Regions from separate parts of the Homo sapiens genome. Here region 2 is linked to region 1. The links are chromatin loops, found by intact Hi-C in ENCODE. Cell type or tissue: heart left ventricle. All regions are shown on one strand. Region 1 overlaps TCF4 (transcription factor 4). Region 2 holds the start of MIR4529 (microRNA 4529).

Evidence for each region. Hi-C counts contacts between places; a loop is a spot of excess contacts. Peaks named below come from ENCODE experiments on the same cell type or tissue, not always from the same donor. Only the 100,000 strongest peaks of a DNase experiment are listed, where the experiment ranks them.
Region 2: it touches region 1 in a loop (1.9-fold over the local background); 18 of 110 quality-filtered maps call a loop at or near these places.

Annotation. Positions count from the first base shown.
Region 1 is chr18:55,418,101-55,426,100 of GRCh38, forward strand. All of the region lies in intron 5 of TCF4 (transcription factor 4), which reads right to left. Among named protein-coding and RNA genes, the nearest start is that of TCF4-AS1, 30 kb to the right of the region's middle. RefSeq lists an enhancer at 4,294-5,748. In heart left ventricle, no CTCF peak of the experiment used is centred here; a DNase peak (open chromatin) is centred at 4,921; H3K4me3 peaks cover 4,499 bases; H3K27ac peaks cover 6,144 bases.
Region 2 is chr18:55,474,521-55,482,520 of GRCh38, forward strand. The region is part of intron 3 of TCF4 (transcription factor 4); the gene reads right to left. All of the region lies in intron 1 of TCF4-AS1 (TCF4 antisense RNA 1), which reads left to right. It overlaps MIR4529 (microRNA 4529), which reads left to right and starts at 4,701; the gene lies at 4,701-4,778. In heart left ventricle, a CTCF peak has its summit at 3,027; no DNase peak of the experiment used is centred here; H3K4me3 peaks cover 1,997 bases; H3K27ac peaks cover 3,702 bases.

The sequences.
Region 1 (8,000 bases):
TCACACTGGTTTGCAAACATGAAATTCATAATGATTAAGAGAAACATGCATGAATTTTTCCAAAAGAGAAGATGTTAAGATTCATTTCCCTAAACTATTTTCATTCTCTATTTCTCCAGAGGGTCACTATTTCCCTCAAATGCATCGCTTTTGCCTTAATTAAGGATAACATTGCGTCAATGAGCCTGTATATACTTTATAAGAATGAGTCATTTTGCTTTATGTTGAAACTTATGAACACATTTTTTTCTGGTGGTCTTAAACTTATCATTTGTTAATAATCTAATGTAACATTATATTTGCATCTCCCTTATTTTTAAATATGAGATGATTTACTGAATTATAAAAGATGGTATGTGGGGTATGAATTGGTCATCTGCATCCTGTATTAACAATCAATTGTTAAGAACTGTTATGACTCCTTATATTTCATTAAGTGCTTTTCAACATACATGCTCAAATGAGCTTCCTCATAATCCTGTTAGGTAGATACCATAACAATTATCATTTATACTTTCATTCTGAATATGAGAAAAAAGGGATACTTGGTGGTTAATTTATTTGCCTTAGAGCACACAGCTATGAAAGAGAAGAGTCACATCTTTTGCCCAGGCCTACCTAAATGTCAGCATTATATTTTGTCATGCCATACTTGAGGAAGTAGGAGCATTAAAAAGATACAGTTTTACTTATGTGCAAGTTTATAGATTATACATTTTTACTTTTTATCTAAGAAAAGTAGCCAAATTCTTTGGTGTTGTGTTAGTGCCCAGTTTGAAAAAGGACACACCTGGCACATAATTACACTTGCCCACACACACACATACATACATATTTATAAAATGTAGCCACATACACCTCAGCACCAACAGAGTGCATTGGGCCATTGTGTACTGTAGATCCTATTTCTGTGTATCCAGATCCACACTTTTATTACTAATTAAAATGTCCAGATGGTAAAATAACACCTGATCCGAGGGGCTTTTAAGTACAGTAATTGTCAATGCTCAACTCCTACCTTGTTAACAAATTGGAAAAATTGGCCTACACTGAGTTTTACACATACTGTTTCCAAACCATCAGTAAAATGTAGCTGAAACTTTAATAATGTGGACAGAAAATGCCTACATTAAACTCAAGAAAAAGATCTGACATTCAAATCATTACCACTGGAAGAAAGCTTATGGACTCCAACAGAAGGAATGTCATATCATAGCAATACAATTGGGTTTTACCAACAAAAAATCTACAGTAGAGGGAAAGAATGACGTTAGAGGTATTCAACATCCAACCATTTCATGAGGCCCTTTCTTTACACCTTTTGTTTTGCAGGTTCACTAAATGATAAACAATTCTTAAAATATATTTTGTCTTGTCAAGTGTTTTTTCATTTTAATGTATGGATTCAGATCTTAATCATAAAGCAAAACCTTTATTATCTTATAGGGTTTTTAAATATACAGATTCCAGAGTGACCCCTGAAATTCAGGTTAGGCAGTGGCTCATGAGTAATATACTTAGGGAAATCACAAATGCTTTTAAAATGTTTAAGCAGTTACTTCCTAATCCTAAGTGGATTCTTTTTTCTCAAGCAAACATTTTTGCAAATATTTAGGTTGCTTTGATACGCAAATGTTCTCCCAAACATTTCCACCAGCCAGCCACTGAAATCTCTCCACAGACCCCAACCAATGGGAAAGTTTGCAAGGGAAATATGAGAAGCGACTGAACGGGAATACTGGCAGGAACACTGGCTTCGCTGCCCACAAACAAATGTTGATTTTGTTGCAACACCTGAAACAAAACATCTGGGTGTCTTAGTGGAACCCCTTCTTTAAAATTCTCAGTCATGGGGCTGTAATTCTCATTGACTGAAGCAGTATCTTCTAGGGAGGGTAAAACTGATCACCCACAGGTTTCCTATTACAGAGTTCAATAACTCCAGTAAATGTGGCTTGCTGCTGGACAGTGGAAATCCCATCACTTTAAAAAGAAAATGCCCACAGGAATTAACACGTGCAAAACAGGAAACGGAAAAAACAACAAACAATGCCATGACAAAGGTCCCAAGCCTTACAGGTATAATAAAGGGAAACACTTTCAAAAACGTTTCCCTAAAGGAATACACCAGGGGAGAAGATGTCTCTAAAGTCATCTTTATCATCAGCTCAAGAAATAATTCATGAAAATGAAGGTTTTCTAGAAATAAAAACAAGAAGGTGGCACATTCAAAACTAACTTGTCAACACAGCATGATTACCATGATTATGTGTAAAAACAATCTCCAATACTCCCTTTCCCTTCCACACTCTACTCCAAAAACATCTTCTAACCCGCTTTTGGAAATAATGGGATTCCTTGATCACGGGACAACGAATCACCCTGAAGTTTTTCTCCAGTTTACTCAGTCACATAAGCCACCAGAGGCTAACCACACTGACAACAAAAGCAAGTCCCAGGATTCCGGGGGCTAATACCATGCTAGGCATTACTTGGGAAGTTATGAGTTGGTATACATCTGTGAATTTGGTGGGAGGAGAAAACTAACAGTAAATTTATCAAAGCCAGTGGAACGTTCAGCGTTATAAAATTACAAGGATCTGCTTCTCGGCGACTAACCTGCTTTTTCACTTCTGCCATCACTTCCTCATTTACACATATTAGAAGCTGGTCAAAGATTTCATTAGATGTGGTTTTGACAATAACAGCAAAGTGCCTAAAGCCACAGATTTTTAAATGAGCCCCAAATTCAGATTTGGGGGAAAAAAGAACCAATCACAGCAGAAAGCGCTTTAAAAGAAAAAAAAAAAAAAAAGAAACATTATCTTGAGCAGTTATTCTGCACTTAGTTGTACTGTGTGAAAAGAAAATAAAAAAAGCTCTATAAAATGTCAGAATTAACCTATCGTTTCAGATTGCTTACAGGTGAAATTCTACCATCTGGATGGGCAGTTTGCCCACACAAAAAAAGAAATAAACTAAAAGGAAAAAAAAAAAGTAAAACCTTCTTTTGCCTGCTATTTTACCACAATAGATTTTACAGGAGAGAGGACAGAGCCACCATAATCTTTAGACATGGACACACACACATTTACACACATGCCTGTGTACACACACACAGGTTCATGTACAAACTGTGACAAAATAAAAGTTGGAAGAAGCAAGAGATTGAAATAAAATTCTGTTTCTTGGAACCCCAAGAGTTTAACAAGGAATGAAACCCAGTCATTCTTAATCACATACAAGGGAAAAAAGATTTATTTTAAAATTTTCGTGAAATAACTGATGATTCTTTCTGTTTTACTGAAATACTCTAAAAAATAAGGCCCCGCATATCAAAGTTTCTCTCTTCCCTTAACAAGGCGTATTATAATCTTTATTTATGCTGGGCTAGCAACTTTGGGAATTACAATTTAACTTTAAATAAACAGGAAACTGCATCTTAGGAACTCCCAGAAGTCATTTTATTCATCTGAGAGTGAAAATGCTTATAAACGTTATAATTTATAAAGAAGTACACTTCTATTTTCCCTTTTTCTTAATCATTATACAAACCTTTTATTAAAACATCTGCCTCAGCAAAAAGACCAGTTTTAATAATCATCATTTTTTAACCTAAAGATCAAATAGAAAATGAAGTCAGACTCTGTTTAAGTTTTTCTTTCTAACCTTGAGGGCCAGATAGAACTTTCAGTTTAACTTCAGGCTTGTCTGTCAAACATGGTACCAGGTTGGCATCAAGTGTACATTTGCCAACCTAAAGTTCCACATTTTGAAAGCAACACACAGAGGCTTTCATAAATTAACAGCTCTCTGTGTTAAATATTTGTCGATATCTCTGCTCTGGGGTTTCTGGGTTTCCATTTTGATTGCAGAGTGTCTCCTAAAATTACATTTGAAGAACAACACTAAACCAGAAGTGTTGAGTGAGAGAATTATGGGCACATTCTCAAACTCTTACACTAAACCACAAAGGGAATAGATTAAAAAGAAAAAGCACAAAAAAAAAAAAACCACTATCATCCAAAAAAAAAAAAAAAAAAAAAAACCCACCCTGAATAGAGAAATCGAATACTTGCTTTTCTTTCGACCTTATGGGTAGCACGCCGAGGGAGGCACCAGAAGATCTAAGCCCAAATACGTGATGAAGAGTCGCCAAAAAGCATGTGGATGAATAAACTGTTGTGGCGTGAATCTGCCAGCCAGAGGACAGAACACAACATGCTGGGGCTTGGCTGTCCTAACATGTTTTACTATGTACATTTAAATAGTCTTGAAAGGGAAAAGGAAAGAAGGGAAAAGGTGGAGGGTTTGGGGGGTTTTTTTTAATATTAAAAAAAAAGTTTGCCAGAAATTCTCATACTTGGGTCACAAATAAAAGTACTTTCCTATTATTAAAAAAAAGAGAATCTAGTTCTTAGGCTAACACTCATCACATGTTTCCTATGATGGAAATTTAGGGGGGTGGTTTAAAGAGTTAAAGACTCCCTACCATTAATTTGCATCTGGTGCTTTTAGTGTGTGTGTGTGTTTTTTTCTTCCCTGAAAAGTTGGCAGAGCCGCCGATTTTCCATAATGCAAGCATTTGGGAATTGTGAGCGGAATGAAACCGATCCAATCTCCTGACTGCGACATGAATTTTCATTAATTACAACCTTGTCAGCAAAAGCATTATCAAAGCTGAATATGAAAATGCTAATGAGTCCTCATTTGCATATTTTTCTTTGTTGGAATGTCATTAATTATTACATTTTATGATGATGAATGCAGCTGTCGAAGCTCTCCGATGCATAATTAGCCATCAGAATGCCAGGAGCCGATCAGCATTTTTGGGTGAAAAAAAACAAATTTCACTTCCACTCTCCCCCAACCCAACACCACCAAACACACACACACACACGCACATGCTCACACACACACGCACACACAGACTCGGAGCCCTGATGATGACAGTCCTGAGGCCGGACTTTGGGGGAAGTTGAAAAGGGCTAGGTTAAAGCAAATTTATTTTTGCCTTAAAATTATTTTGTTTTTAGGCGATAATGGTCTTATACAATAGAAGCAGTTCTTAATAAAAAAAAATCGTTATTCCAGCTTAATTAATGCCACGCTTAATTATAACACCATGATGTCAGCGGTTTTAATTAAGTATTGGCTCCGTTACAAAAAAAAATCCTCACTGCAGTAAGAGTCACAATACACAGAGTTGTGCAAATCATTTCTGCGATATTTTGGTCTTCCGTGGTTCACGAACTATTCAGATATTAACAGGCAGCATTAAAACTCCACGCACACACGCGTGCGCAGGAGAGGCACACGCGCGCGCGCACACACACACACACACACACACACACAATCAAGCAAAGGGGAAAAACCGTACTTTCCTACTACATTACTTGGACAGACTTTAGAGCTTACCTACTTGACCACTTTTTTGAGCTAAAGTGTAAGTGAAGATGACAAAACATAGCTCATCCTCTCTCAGCCTCTGGGAACGGTGTTTATAAGTAAAAAAAGAAAAACAACACAGAGCAGATGGGACCATTACACATGACCAAACCAATCAATCACAGATGAAGGGCCCAGGTGCAGCGCAGCCGTGCAACAACGCACCATTTCACAGTCTGTCAGACACACACACACGGTCGTCCATGAGTGACCCTCCTCAGCTCCCCCCGGACCTCATCTGGGGCGCTGCGCCCCTCTCGCCTGCCTACACTCCAACTGACGTCTTCATAATCGCCCTGTCTTTCTATCTGCTTTGGCTCCTGTAAAGAGAGGAGGATGGAAGGGGTGGTGACTGGGCGGAAGGGGGGATGGGAGGGGAGATGAGGACAGGGGCTCACATCATTGTCACTTATGAGGAGTCCGGTCTTCCTCCTTCTGCCATCCCCATGGCCCCTCCCTCTCCAACCACCATCAGAATCGCTTTTCTAACCATCATTACGCTCATTAATTTTTAAGGGTGACTGCTTGGCTGCGGCACCCCAACTGTCTGCCATTAGAAATAGAAATTTTGTGTGTGAGTTTCTTGCCTGTGAGGAAAAAAGATGTGTGTCACTCGACAAAGTCATGATTAGATGGAAATGTTAGAAATTAATTAATTGGAAGTGGGTAGGAAGACTTTTCTTAGCCCCCTCCAGATTAGTTAACATGAGACTCTAGTTACCCACAAGCTTCCAAGGAATCAGCTCTGTCTCAAGATTTTGTGTCTTAAAGAAATTCCACAGCCTTTGGCATCCTATATCACAAACTCATCCAGGAATCACTGAACCCAAATGAAATTGTACATTTGTAAGGGTCACAAGCTTACACTGGCAACATAACTGAAACACCAACTTAAACACAAAGTTAGGGACAGGCTCCCTGCTTTAAACTCAGAATTCCTAACTCACAGCCTAACTTTCTATGGCTTGCAGCTTTCCTTTCTTTAAAACAAAACAAACAAAAAGCACAAAAATATCAAACAACAACTAAGGGGGGAGCAGAGAAAGACAGTAACCAATAGAATCAAAAGGATAATACACAGCACTGAGGCCCACCTACCCCATTTGAAAAAAAACTTCATCACACCACATCAGAAAAAAGCAGATTGGTTTTATTGATCCAATGAATTATTTAATCATGTCTTCTTCCTTAAGTCTAGGTAATTTATAACAGTTTTTGAGATCTTTTGATACAGTACAAATATTATAAAGAATCAACTATATTTACTCAAAATATTGAAAATGGATACTTTCCCCAGCTTTAGGAGATGCCTGCTCATCCGAAGAGTGATTGAATGTTCTCGACAATTTATAATTTATTTTGCCTATTTAGAGATGAGAAGGAGTTTAGGAAAGCACTCAAACCCTCCAAAGAACAACTATATGACTGCAAAATAGCTTAAAGGATTTATGTCCCAAAATGCTCATGACATTTTAGGCATTACTGAAAATTTACACTAAGAACAAGAAAAAGTTTAATCAAAATAGACCACACAATCCAGCCACTTTAAGGATTAAGTCAAGTTGTCATTTATGTGAAGCTTCATGTAATGGTGGAAAAAATGAAATAGAGTACAGGCTAAGTTGGGTGAGAAAGTGTCCTACCTAAAATCTGCATGCCATTCCATTTACAGGCAAAGGCAATTTTACACAACACTAGGCAGATTGGATTCGTTGAAATGAAAGCTTTGTCTCTTAGCATGGGCCCTATCATCAATTCAAACATATTTTCAGAATGGTTTGATGATGCACTTGTTTTTGGCTTTTTTTTTTTCTTTTGAGGATTCAGTATGCTTCCCCCAGCTCTTCACCAATGAATTTGTCCTTTGGAAACTTTTAAGTATTGAATGAATCTTTCCATTCCCCAATGGATCCTATAATTTTTATGCTTAGTCCTTGTTAGCAAGGAACCTCATATCTGAAGTCAAGGAAAAAAAAAAACAGAAAACATATTAACATCTTCCATAGCTATGTAGGAAGGGATCACCTTGTGTTTTGAATGAGTATATCTTTTCCTCAAGGAACAGACTCTACACATTTGCATTAATAAATTTCTATTTTCAAGCTCAATAGAAATTGCAGTACAAAAAGCAGATGTGTACGTTGGGCTCTTTCAAATTAAATTTCCAAAAGCAGAGCCTATTCTAGCTCAAGATCAAAGGAACTAAAACACGATCTCCTCCCCCTTCCAATATAATTACAGAGATTTCATTTCTTTTGTTACAATGAGCACAACAGGTAAATCTTAAACCTGAGGGATAATGATCAGGTGCTACAGCTCAGCTTTGCTGGGTGGCTCAATCGCTCTGCTCAGTGCCCCTGCTGTTTAAACTACCACTCTACAGGAAGATGGGAAATGCCTAGTGCTCTACTTTATTCTTGGAGATTTGTTTCCTTTTCCACATCAAGACTACGCAGAATAGCTCTGAGATGGATACAACCCATTTTACAGCAGACTTGTTTCTAAAGAAGGGACATGTCCATCCTAAAACACAAACCAAGACAAAAAATTTT
Region 2 (8,000 bases), 56 kb after region 1:
GACCAATCTTGAAATGATTCCAGCAACTCTTTCTAAAAGGATAATTTATAATCTAGGCACTACATGGTGATCTCCAAATGGTGGCTGACCACCCAAATACTCCAAGGAACCTCATAAAAAACACAGATATCCTAACCCCACCTGGGAACTGATCAAGAAAAGATCAAGGGTTGAAGTCAAGGAAAATGTATAATTTTTTCATTCTTCCCATATTTTACATTTTTATTTTTTTTAAGTTTTGGGGTTTTTGTTTGTTTTGTTTGTTTGTTTTTGAGACAGGGTCTCGTTCTGTCACACAGGCTGGAGTCCAGTGGCACAAACACAGCTCACCACAGCCGCAACCTCCTAGGCTTAGGAGATCCTCCCAATTCAGCCTCCCAAGTAGCTGGGACTGCCACACCAGGCTAATTTTAAAAGTTTTCAATTACAGTGCAGTTATAATTATATAATATGTTGCTTCTGAACCATGTGTAAGTTGCATCAATTATATCCTTTTGCACCTTAGTACTTCTGTGTGCACTTCCTAAGAACAAAAACAGTACTATTATCAAAATCAGAAAATATACTGTGGGTACTTAGATCCAATCCATAATCCATATTCCAATAGGGAACTTCCTCCCTCTCCGGTAGAAGACAAAGTCCAGGATCATGCACTGCACTGAATTGTCTATCTCTTTTATCCATTTGAATCAGACATAATTCCTCAGCCTTTTCCTTCTGTGATATTAGAATTTTGGAAGAATACAGGCCAGTTATTTTATGGAAATGTTTCTCAATTTGGGAGGATCAGATGCTTCCTCATGATTATATTCCAGTGGATATAATACTACAATAGTGGTCTGGTGTCCTTCCCAGGACATCACTTCCAGAGCCCCTTGATGGCATGTTGGTCTGCCCCTCATGTGCTATGCCAATTTTGATCACCTGGTCAAAGTGGCATGCAAATTCTGCAATGTATGATTATAATTTGTCCCTGTTGAACTAATCAGTAACCTATGGAAAGATTCGTTAAGAACATTCAAACTAATTTTTAAGTATGTGCTTATTGAAAAAAATTAAAATACAAAAATGTATAAGGTAAAAAGTGATAATGCCCTCAAGTCTCACTTGTACCACTCTTAGACAAGCGATAACCCATCACAGCTTCCTATTTCCTTACATATCTTCACGTCTCTGATCAACTGGTTTTGACAGCCGCAGAAATGTAGGGCAATAAATGCTAAACTTGACTGAAGTTTCTGTTCTATTTGAATTGGTAAGAAATATTCTTCAATCGTTGATCATCTAGTGACATTTCAATGGAGACAATGATTAGTTGTAGCCCTGTGACCTAGGTGGGAGTGGGGAGGGCAGGAACAAGAATATATTTAGGCATATTTTACTATTAATTTTGAAGGAATTTGGCCAAGATGAAGACAAGATGGACTGATCCACTTGTGAATTAATGCAATGTATAAAGGCAAGTTAAAGAATCAGTTTTGGAGCCATGCTATCCTAACAGGCTATTTGGTGCCTCCTCCCACCACATTCTGTAAACCACTGTGTAAAAAGGAGACCTGCCATTTCAGAGGCACTTCCCAATTAAATTCAAATGCAGAGACAAGCATACTCATGACACAGAAAAATTTAGTGTGGTTTCCATGGGCTGACGTACAAAAAAAAAAATTGGAAACATCTAAAATATTTTAGAAGGGGGAGATAAGTTGAGTTGCCACTTTTAAAAGAATATATTCCCACATTTAGAGAGCAGGTATACAAATGAACTAGCCACCTCACAAAGTGAAGAGTGAAGGGTGACCCCAAAAAAGACTGTGAGAGGAACTTTGCCATTCAATACAGCATAAGCATACCATACAATATTGAGTGAGTTAACTTGTTATAATCAATATAAGGTAGAAACAGTCCCTTTAACCTTTAGATGAAGCCCTCGTTGTTTTTTTGTTTTTTGTTTTTTGTTTTTGTTTTTTTTTGAGATGGGGTCCTGCTCTTCATCTAGGGTATATGTAGTGCAGTGGTGCGATCAGGGCTCGCTGCAACCTCAACCTCCCAGACTCAAGCAATCCTCCCACCTCACCCTCCTGAGTAGCTGGGACCACAGGCACACACCACCACACCCAGTGAATTTTTTGTAGAGACAGGGTCTCACTATGTTGCTCAGGTTGATCTCCGACTCCTGGGCTCAGGCAATCCTCCCACCTCAGCCTCCCAAAATGCTGGGATTATAGGCGTGAGCCACCATGCCCAGCCTACAGCCCTTGTCATTTTATAAACTGAACAGTGCTGACATATTTCAACTGTGATTTATAAAGGCTGAGAAAATGTTCCTCACAATTCCACTTCAGCCAAATGCCTGGCAGACATTGGCAAAGGTTTCTCTTACTTGGGCTTATAAATGTGTGTGTGCATGTGTGTGCATGTGCCTGTGTGTGTAAAATCAGCATACACACACACACGATACACAAACTTGCATTTCCTAATAGTTTCTTGATATCAATGATGGTGTTTAAAACAGTTCCCATATGTTACAACTTGTTCAAATGATACCTCCTTATTTTCTATGAAATTGGTCAGAGGAGTCTGACTGGTCATTTGGTCTCACGATAATGTAACCACAATTTTTAATTATGCTTTCTGCTTCCTATTTTTTATATACTCATCTCATTTAAAATGCAATATCTGGGATCATTTAAAGTATAAAATTGGGATCAAGAGAAGTTACCTACCTAAACACGAGCAGACTAAAATCATTTTTCAAAAGAGGAAAAAACAAAAATCACAAGAAAATTGGTAGATGCCCTATATAAAAGAGGCTATTTTGCATAAGACATACTTTCACCCTTTCATGCTATTACGATTACCTGTTTAATTCTAACAGAGAATAGAATACTTGCTAATGTTCACAAGGAATACTTGCTGAAAGAAGAAAGGTGTACGGTGTTATAATGACTGAGTTTTCACAGCTAGCAACGTACATTTTTAAACCATGTCAGCAATGAAAACAAAACTGTGAGTCTCCCCTCTGTGTGTCCTTTTTCACAGGGCAGTGCCCAGGCATACTGCAACACCATTTCACCACCAGGGCACACGCAGTTGCCATCAGTTTAAGAAACGCCCAGGACTTTGCTAGCAGGACAGGTCTATGACGGAAAAATGGACCAAGGTTTCCTCTAAACCATGCTGCTTCCCTTACTTTCACTTTCAGGTTCTATAAAACATGTTCACTACTGAAGTAGTGAAAATACATCTGCCTTACTTTACTAGTCCAGCTGAAAGAGATGAGAACGCATCAACTGATGATTTCTTAGGTTTAATCACATCAAATTCCTGGGAATAGGCATTTTTGGTTCTAGTAGGTCTGCAACTTGGATGCATCCTGCCTTTTGCCCATCTGATAACTAGTGGAATACCGGTCAGAAAGAGATGAGCTGCTCTGAGGTACTGGTCTTACCAATTCAGTAAGTGGAATGGTAAAAAGCTGTAACTCTTCCTCAGGAATGGAAGATATGTCATTAGTGTGAAAGGAGATAGAGGCAAAGACCTGAAGAATGACGATAACCAGACATCTTGAGAGAAAACAAGAAGCAGGGAAGGGGTTCCGGGAAAGCCGGAGCTGTCAGTAGAGAATAATGATTTATCTGATGAGATTAGCAGACAGTTTGATTAGAAAAGATGCCTTTTTAACACAGCAAAGATTGCAATGTTACTTTAAGATTTGTTGTAGGAAAAAGCCGTGCCTGCCAAATGTGGTCTGTAACAGCACAGGCTAGCCATGAGTGATACAGTGGGAAAATAGCCACTAAGCCAGATTTTATTTGATTTGTACTGATGATTTTTATTAGAATACATGGATCATTGCTTCAACCTTTCCATGTAAAACCAAATCAAATTCAAAAACTCACACATCAGTCACCTAACCTTATGTCATTCCTTCTGCTTTACTCAAGTTGAGCCACATTTCAGCTGATCTGTCCCCGATAAATTGTTCAGCTACTCAAAACTGTTGGGCCAAATTCTGGGAGGCAAGTGGTACACAAAAGAAACCGCGAAATCTGCAGTTACAAGTAAGAAACCTACAGAAAAGAAATACTGCAAGCTTCCGAAATGCAGAATGAATTCAAAACAATATACAGCCATGCAAAACAAGACAAAATGAATTATCCTTATTGTACCAAATGAGTTGTAATTTGTTTGTAAAAGGCCCCCACTTCCCCCAGCTTTTTTTACTTAAGCCCTTTTCAATTCAAGACACTGTAAAGAATTTTGCAACCAGAGAAAGTCCACAGTTCTGTGGCATAAGGAGATTTAAACTGCAACAAACAGTTTTAAAATTAAAAATGTTCAAACTTTAAGGTGAAAATTATAAATGTTAAATATTATATTGGTGGGAAATCTCTGTATTATTTAGAAGAATTGTTTCATTAAAAGGAATGAAGTTTAATTACATGAAATATGGCAATGGGTTTCCAAAGAAAAAGTGCCAATAATCTACTTCCCACCATTTCTTTACCTTTTTTGTTTTTGCATTAACATTTTCCCTTTCTTCCTCAAACATTGCAAGTTTCATTTTAAACCTGTAACCAATACTTATGTCCATTTCTAGTTAACAAATCAGTTCCATCTTCTGATTTCCTTTAGTGTCCCAAACCACTCTGAAATGCAAGTTATTATTTTCTCCTCAGAGAAGGTAAATAACTTCCCCAATGACAGGCCATCAGCAGTCCAATGAAGACATGAAGACCCAATGTCTTCATTGGACTGCTGATGGCCCGTCACTGGGAAAGTTATTTATATGTGGCTCATGCTCAACCTCTGGAAGACACTGGATTTTATCAAATACCCAATACCTCTGAAAACTAGTGGTCACCAAACTTGCAGGCCTCTGGTGTAACCCTCTGTGGCTAAAGCCAGGCTATGTTTTCACCAATCCCCATCTCTTTCTGCCCGTGACCACCTAGGAATCTGAAATTCCCCATCTTCCTTTGCAGTCATGGGATCATATGACTAGGATTTGGCCAATAAAATGTGAGCAGAAGTAATACTTGCCTTGTCCAGACCTGGCCCTTAAAATTTCCCATGTAATCGTCTATGCACCACTCTCCTTTTCCTCTTTGATCAGCCTGATGCCAATATCTAGTGAACTCCAAGGTCCTAGGGGATAGCAGACCTGAGCCATGGAAGAAGCCAGGCTAGGACCAGAGCCCACCCACGTTGCTCTGTGACACCGGAGGGTAATAACCCTCTGCAGTGTTAAGCTACTGAAGTTTGGGGATTGTTTGTTCCAGCAATTAGCATACCCTGACTAATGCATCTTCCAAAACAGACTTCCGTGAATTCTGGCACTATGATTCTATCTTCCAAGTAAAGCAAACATACGCAGTTAGAGCTGGCACCAGTCAGAATTCTGAAGCAGGGGAAACTGGTCTTTGAACTATCCTTCTTTCCCTTTCAGACTTGTTTTCCCCTCTTAGCATTTCCTCCCTCTGAGCACCAAATGTTCTCAGGCTGCTCAGTCTCGTCTGTCTCAAGAAAATAGACACAAGATATTCATTATCCATTCTTTCTCTTAACCATTACCTTTTGAATACCATGAGCTGCCTGCTACCTGGGAAATTCTGAAGAACATCTTTAACATCTCACATTGAATGTATCCTCATCTGTAAAATGGGAATGACCGTATTTACCCTCCAGTACTGTTGTGATGATTACAGATAACAAGGAAAATGTTACCATGGAACCTGGAACACAGTAGGAACTCCAAAAAAAAAAAAAAAAAAAAGCGGGGGGGCGGGGGGAGGATATTATGTGTATTACACTTACTGTTATGGTCATAGCATGATATTTGACACCAAAAGGATACAAAATGTACATAAAATAGGACGCTTTCTCTCTGAAATATATAATCTAGATTGGGAAGAAAATCTTACGAAAATAAAATACAGTATTTGGTTACTAAAACAAACATAGCAGAATTTTTGAGAAAGGTGAGTTATATGGGCTAGAATCAACACTTGCAAGGTACTGGTGATTTAGGACAGAGTGATACTAAATTTCAAAGGGGCCTAACAGAAAGGTTCATGATTAACCTAAGGGAATAAACTGCTACACCTCAACATTTTTCATGTCACCTTGTGTAAGGCGTGGCCCTGTTCCCGGTCTCTTTATTGATTCAGTTATTAATTCTGTGTCAACCCTAATACAGATGTCACTAAAATCAAACAAACCCTAGTATCACAGTGGTGGGGGACAAGGATTGATTTTACTTTGTACAAAATCTGGCATAGGCCAGGCGTGGTGGCTTATGGGCCGGGTGCAGTGGCTCACGCCTGTAATCCCAACACTTCGGGAGGCTGAGGAGGGTGTATCACTTGAGGCCAGGAGTTTGAGACCAGCCTAGGCAATATGGTAAAACTCTGTCTCTACTAAAAATACAAAAAATTGCTGGGCGTGGTGGCAGGCACCTGTAATCCTAGCTACTTGGGAGGCTGAGGCAGGAGAATCACTTGAACATGGAAGGCGGAGGCTGCAGTGAGCCAAGACTGTGCCACTGCACTCCAACCTGGGCAACAGAGCAAGACTCCATCTCAAAAAAAAAAAAAAAAAAAAAAAAAATCTGGGATGTATGTAATTTGGAAAGAAGGAAAGAAAGCAGTGGCATCCTGGTGAGCTCTCCGGCATTATATGTGTATTTCTCTAACTCCATTTCAATTTTGTAACACACTGGTAACTCGGAACTGGCACAATGTTGGAAGTATTTACACCATGGAAATTGGCAAAAATGACCAATAACGGCTTTTATTCTTTGAAAAAGAGGTTATTAAACATTTACCACCACATCAATGAAAACAATCATTCATTGTGAGGTATTTGTACTCAAATTGCTTCATTTAACTTTCACAGCCATTACTCAGGTAGACTGTATTATCCTCATTTTACAGATGAAAAATCAGGCCTCACAATGGTAACTGATTGGCAAGAAATCCTGTTGTCTGTGCTCCCTGCACGAAAAACCAGGATGCTTACAAAAGTGAAGAACACCTGGATTTCTTTTTCTCAGTATATCGAAAAGATATTCCCATGAAGACAGAAAGCTGTACTTTAAAAACATCTAAATTCAGGCAGTACTCCTCCCAAAACCTTTAATTTTCTACTCGGCTTCATTTTGCTTCTCTACTCATGTAACTCTCCACTTAATCAATATATACTTCATTTTTACCACCCTGACTCCTAGACGTCCAATTCAACATTTTGGACCTATGTCCTTCCAAGAATAATCCCTTACAATGTCTCAAGAAATAGACTTATGCCTAATGACTGCGATACGTTATGAACAATCTTTAAATCAGTGATTCTTCATACACCTGTCCTCACCAAGGTAGTCTATTCCATCTTGGCCTGAGCTACAGTTACAATGAGCAAGTATGGGTTTAGAAAGAGCTGGGAGATTCCTTGAATTCAGATGAGGTTTCTGATATTTATTTAATAATGACTGTTGTCAACAGCTAGCATCAGGATTGGAGAAGGGCCTAGGGGTGAGAAAAGCCTGAAAACTTCAACAGGTATCAGGTGCAATCTGAGATACAGTGGATCTACTATATTAGCAAGGACAAAATGGTTCTTTGTACCCCTCACCTCTGACACTTCCATGTCAACTTCACCCTAAAGCAGGCTTCTCTCATGGTCATAGGATTCCAGATCTACTTGCTTCCTCATTGACTTTCAATGGCAGCAAGTTCAGTCTATAAAAGAGCAAAATTCCTGCTGAACTTTGTCCTGATTGGGACCATCATGGAACAATCCCTAAAGCCAAAAAATACCATGCATGGATTTGCTTAGGCCTGGATGACCCGAATTAATCACCGTGATGAGAGGGATAGGATTACCTTGATTGTTTTAGTCCAGTCACAGTAGTCCACCAGGGATGTAGTGATCCCACACAAATCACACAGATAGCACACACTGGGGAAGGAGTAGAGTATACAGTAGTGAGACAACCACAGGTT